2 separate regions of the Homo sapiens genome follow, and region 1 is linked to region 2. Evidence: chromatin contacts called from ENCODE Hi-C or POLR2A ChIA-PET data. All regions are on one chromosome and are shown on one strand. Each heading gives the region's core, a stretch centred on a gene start or an enhancer-like site at or near the end of the contact. The rest is flanking DNA. Distances are from core to core; before and after follow the strand shown. Region 1 has its middle 14 kb from the start of LINC01348. Region 2 overlaps LOC107985465 (a long non-coding RNA gene).

The links. Hi-C counts contacts between places; a loop is a spot of excess contacts on that map. ChIA-PET counts read pairs that join two places held with the same protein, here RNA polymerase II (POLR2A). Pooled maps may share reads with other maps.
Region 1: a map of MCF 10A shows a loop between it and region 2 (7-fold over the local background). The contact joins two enhancer-like sites. A Hi-C loop is called at or near these places in 2 of 168 maps with a recorded cell type or tissue (MCF 10A and endothelial cell of hepatic sinusoid) and 1 of 50 pooled maps. POLR2A ChIA-PET finds 5 or more read pairs at or near these places in 3 of 52 experiments (MCF 10A, PC-9 and naive thymus-derived CD4-positive, alpha-beta T cell).

Annotation. Positions count from the first base shown.
Region 1 is chr1:235,081,969-235,084,791 of GRCh38, reverse strand. No RefSeq gene overlaps it. Among named protein-coding and RNA genes, the nearest start is that of LINC01348, 14 kb to the right of the region's middle. RefSeq lists an enhancer at 1,710-2,232. Within about 2 kb of position 1,536, at least 37 of the 41 ENCODE cell types and tissues checked have a DNase peak (open chromatin) inside an H3K27ac peak, as active enhancers do; they include PC-9, where a contact is called at or near this core.
Region 2 is chr1:234,563,185-234,565,997 of GRCh38, reverse strand. LOC107985465 (a long non-coding RNA gene) reads left to right here. Exons shown (of 3, transcript XR_001737831.2): 3 at 1-1,405. Among named protein-coding and RNA genes, the nearest start is that of LINC01354, 33 kb to the right of the region's middle. Within about 2 kb of position 1,562, at least 10 of the 41 ENCODE cell types and tissues checked have a DNase peak (open chromatin) inside an H3K27ac peak, as active enhancers do; they include PC-9, where a contact is called at or near this core.

The DNA of each region.
Region 1 (2,823 bases), core at 287-2,786, 520 kb before region 2:
CACCACCACCCTGGCTAATTTTTATATTTATTTATTTATTTATTTGAGATGGAGTCTTGCTCTGTCGCCCAGGCTGGAGTGCAGTGGCGTGATCTCAGCTCACTGCAACCTCTGCCTCCTGGGTTCAAGTGATTCTCCTGCCTCAGCCTCCCGAATAGCTGGGACTACAGGTATGCGCCACCAAGCCCAGCTAATTTTTGTATTTTTAGTAGAGACAGGGTTTTACCATATTGGCCAGGCTGGTCTCGAATTCCTGACTGTATGATCCACCCACCTCGGCCTCTCAAAGTGCTGGGATTACAGGCGTGAGCCAGCGTGCCCAGCCTTGTATTTCTTAGGTGAATAGATTTTGATTTGCAGAATTCAAAAAGGAATGCGAGTGAAGTAGGTGAAACAATAAATTTAGCTTGGAGGATCCTATGAGCCTTCCCCCTGGTGTGCTGGTCACAGCTGGTTTTGCCCAGCGCCCTTTTGTCCTCTTTGTCCTCTGCTCTCCTTTGAACATCAATCAACAAGGGCCTGATGGCATTGACAGGCTTGCCCTGGTGACTGACCACGTCTCAGGTTGAAAATGTGCTTTGGCGCCTTTTACAGGACGATGGCATTTGTCCCAGTGTGTTCCAGTGAAGCGCCTCGCAGGACCTTGATAAACTTGACTGTCCGTATCCATCAAGGTGCTTGTGCATTATTCCTACAACTGGGGAGATACCTTACCCACCTCCTTGCAGATCGTTCTAGGGAAAGGTGTTTGGCCATCTGTCTGGGAGGCTGAAGACTGGCCCTTGCCACAGGCAGGGTGCTGAGAGCTGCCCCTCTGCCCAGCCTCGTGCTCCTCTGCTGAGGGGTCAGCTCAGGTTGTCTGGAGGCACTGCCCTGCGCCTGCTCCTCGAGCCGCTTGATGGCACTGTTAGAACTGGAGAAGGGAGGCAGCTTCTCCTGAAACAGTTTCCTCTGTTCTGATCGGCTCCAAACTGTCATTTCCACCCACCTCCTTCCTAACTGAACAGAACAAAATCACTTCACAGCCTGTTGCTGCTGCTCTGCTCCCCCAGCCCCGCCCCGCCATCTGGGCAAAGATTTAGTAGCCCCTGTGCCCTCTTTCCCGCACTCATGCACCCAGGCTTCCATCCTGTCTCTCTAGAGCTTTATCATCCTGTGTGTTTTGGGGGCCTCTGCGGTGCCAGGGGCTTTGCAGGCAGAGAGAAGGCCAGGAAAACCTTATAAGAACCCGGGAATCTAAAAGAGAAAGCAGAAGTGCCTGACATCCTTCTGGCCACATGACTTGTTTTCTAGAAGAAAGAAGAAAATAGCAGTGGGAGAAGGTGCTTGGGAGGAATGGAAGGAATGTGCAGAGAGGGCAGGAAATGGGGTCTCTCGGGCGGAATCTTGGCATTAGGTTGCAAGGCTTAATGTGTTCTGTTCTTGGCTTCCCAGCTGCCACTGTGTCTAAATCCCTCTCGCAGGGTCAAGGGTGGGTGGAGGCGTGGTCTGAAGGGACGCTTGCCTTCTTCTACTTGCTTTAGCCTCTTCTGGTTCTCAGTTCTGTCTCTCTCTCTCTCTGTAGCTCTGTCACCCAGGCTGGAGTGCAGCAGTGCCATCATAACTCATTGCAACCTTAAACTCCTGGGCTTAAGCAGTCCTCCTGCCAGGAGTTTACTACTGGTACATGCCATTACACCCGGCTAATATTTAGTTTTTTCGGAGGGATGGGGTCTCACTAGATTGCCCAGGCTGGTAACTTCTGGGTTGAAGCCAGATCCTCTCACCTCAATCTCCCAAAGTGCTGGGATTACAGGCATGAGCCACCACACCTGGCCTCTCTTTCTTTTTTTTTTGCAGTGGGGGGTGGGGGTGGCTGGTGGGGAGGAGGACAGAGTCTCACTCTGTAACCCAGGCTGGAGTGCAGTGGCACGATCTCGGCTCACTGCAACCTCCGCCTCCCGAGTTCAAGCCATTCTCCTGCCTCAGCCTCCTGAGTAGCTGGGATTACGGACACGTATCACCATGCCCAGCTAATTTTTTTATTTTTAGTAGAGAAGGGGTTTCACCATGTTGGCCAGGCTGGTCTCGAATTCCTGACCTCAGGTGATCCACCTGCCTTGGCCTCCCAAGGTGCTGGGATTACAGGCATGAGCCACTGCGCTTGGCCCTCTCTTTTTTATTTATTTATTTATTTTTGAAACGGAGTCTCACTCTGTTGCCCAGGCTGGAGTGCAGTGGCATGATCTCAGCTCACTGGAACCTCCGCCTTCCGGGTTCAAGTGATTCTCCTGCCTCAGCCTCCTTGTTGTATTTTTAGTAGAGAAGGAGTTCCACCATGTTGTCCAGGCTGGTCTCAAATTCCTGACCTCAGGTGATCCACCTGCCTCGGCCTCCCAAAGTGCTGGGATTTTGGGCGTGAGCCACTGCGCCTGGCCCTCTCTTTTTTTATTTTTATTTTTAAATGGAGTCTTGCTCTGTTGCCCAGGCTGGAGTGCAGTGGCGTGATCTTGGCTCACTGGAACCTCTGCCTCCTGGGTTCAAGTGATTCCCCTGCCTCAGCCTCCTGAGTAGCTGGGACTACAGGCATGCATCATCACGCCCAGCTAATTGTTGTATTTTTAGTAGAGAAGGGGTTTGGTCTTGAATTCCTGATCTCAGGTGATCCACCTGCCTCAGTCTCCCAAAGTGCTGGGATTACAGGCATGAGTTTTTTTTTTTTTTTTTTTTTTGACACAGAGTCTGTCTCTGTCACCCAGGCTGGAGTGCAGTGGTGCTATCTCGGCTCACTGCAACCTCCACCTCCTGGGTTCAAGCAATTCACCTGCCTCAGCCTCCCGAGTA
Region 2 (2,813 bases), core at 313-2,812:
CAGGGGAAAATTAAGGCAGAGTAATTGTTAGGACCACAGAACCTGGAAACAGCTTTCCTGGGTGAATTCCAGCCTCACACTTAAGCTGTGGGACCAAATTACAAGATCTCTTTAAGCCTCACTTATTTCACCTATAAAAAGAGAGACCAATGTTCCCTATGTCAGTAAATTACCATGAGGATTAAATTTATATAAAATGCCAAGCACAAAGTAATGATTATAACGGTTGGCTATTAGCTGCTTCTATCACTATATTGCTGTTAGTATTAAGATCATACAACAGGTACATAGTAAATGCTGGAGTCTGAACTAAAGCAATGCCCCCTGATGCCTGACCTAAAGTACTTCCTACTACAGTGTGAATTAGAGCAGGTGAGCATTGGAGAGCAGCAGGTAAAACAGTAGTGGAGGTGAGTTAAGCAGGATTATGCTGCTGACATTTCTAGATCCTTGCCAGAGGCCAAGTGTCCAGTGACCTCTTCTTTATTTCTTACTTTATAGTTACTATTATCACCCATTTTATAGAATAGGAAACTGAGGCCTAGAATGATTAACTTGCCAGCAGGGGCACCCACCTAGGAGGCAGTGGAAGCTCTCCTTTAGGACCTTGCTGAGGCATTCGCAGAATAAGCAGGTTCCTTAGTGCTCTGGCTAGACAGGATTAACGCTTGTTTCTTTTGTCATTGCACTTGCCTAGTGGGCTGTCCAGCTCATGGTTGGCACTCAGTCTTTTCAAAGAACAAATGTCAACCATGACAATTGATGAGGAAGAAAGCAGAAAAATGTAGAACTCAGACTCCACCAAGATGTATGTTAGTTGGAAGTTATAGATAAGTTTCCCTCAAATATATAACTGTCACTATAGCCACTATTTTATGAATTAGATGCCTCACTTCCAGGCAAACTTGGAACTGATTTTTGTTGCAAGAATGAACTTAGATCTACCTAAGACTTCACCATTCTCATTTTTTACAATTCAGAAATTTCAAAATAATAAGCGTATGCTAGGTCATCTGTAGACCTGTTTCTCTTTGTTACTCAATCCCACAGTCTGACAGTCTGCTCTGAATTTCTGTAGGCTGTATCATTCTGTACCTGCAGGAGAGCGGTGACTCAGCCTGTGGAATAACTCCCTTTCCCTCATTATGACATGTCACCTTTATTTCATTGCTGTGGCATGTTTCTTGCCCTGTGGCTGAAAAACAAGGCAACCCAGTCAGGAAACCAAAGCAGATTCTCTACTTCTGAGTCAAAGCGTGAGGTCTGCCAATCTAGACCTGGAAGACATGCTCTTACACCTTGCCTAATCCTCCAAGGAAGTTGTTTTTCTCTTCTTCAACCCCATCCCTTCCCTCCCACCAAGCCCCTAAGAAGGCATAACCATGGAGCTATTTTTACCTGAAAAATAAATCCAGGGGACGAGATCTTTTAGGTTGCATTTATCAAAACAGTGAATGTTCAGATTGTTGGCTTATTTAAAAATTAAATATTTGTTTCTGCAAGGATTGATTTATCTGGTGTTGGTAGTACTGGGTTACACACTAGGATTCTATGAGTTACACACTAGGATTCTATGACTACATTGCAGCTGGATTGTCAGGCTGTCTGTGGTCATAGAGACAGCCTGGATAATGAATGAATAGAAATGTCAGGGCTTCGAGATTTTCGAGCCCCCTTTCCTTATCTGGAAATGGGGATTAAAAAATAACTCCTTTTTAGGTTTGTTGTAAATGAGAATATATGTAAAGTACATGTAAGAAGATATCTCTTATCTCTATCAAAGTAATCTTTCCTATTGACTTGCTGTGTAACCCTCACCACGATACTGGTTTCTGCCTTAATTGTCCCAAATGATAAAACAGAGATAATTGTATTTGCCTCTAAATCATGTTTTCAAAAACTTGAACTAATGAAAGTATAAATTAGTATAAATTTTCTGGAGGCAATTTAGTTTTATCTATCAAAAAATTATATATGCATGTATGTGTATATATCTCCTTTAATACAATTTTACTTTAGAAATTTGTTATAAGAAACTAATCAGGTATTATTCATAAGTATGTTAATCATGACATTGTTTATAATATGAACAATTACAACAACCTACAAATCCTACAATAGAAGATTGGTTAGGTAAATTATTATACATCATTATATAAAGGAATATCATTTATGTAGTCAGTAAAAATCATGTTGTAGAAGAATATTTATTTTTAGGGCAAATGTGTGTTTTGTAAACAGCAAACAGCCAAAAGGATACACTGGTATTTTTAATAAATAAGAAATGTACATACATACATAGAAAAAAAACACTGGAAGGCACACACTGAAACATTCATCATAATGCTCTTTGGTTGAAATCCAAGTGACTTTTGCTGTCTTCTTTTATGCTTTTCTGTGTTTTACAAGTTTTCTTTATTTCTCTAATTAGAAAAAAAGATCTTAAAATATGCTGTTAGGCAAATCTCCTTTTCAAATGAGCATTATAGTTTAATCCATTATCTCTACCTTTAAAATGCTTTGGAACTACTTAGACAAAACTTTGTAGGCTGGGCGTGGTGGCTCATGCCTGTAATCCCAGCACTTTGGGAGGCCGGGGCGGGCAGATCACAAGGTCAGGAGTTCAAGACCAGCCTGGCTAACATGGTGAAACACCGTCTCTACTAAAATCACAAAAATTAGCTGAGTGTGGTGGCGTGCACCTGTAATCCCAGCTGCTTGGGAAGCTGAGGCAGGAGAATTGCTTGAACCCCAGAGGCGGAGGTTGCAGTGAGCCAAGATTGTGTCATTGCACTCCAGCCTGGGCAACAAGA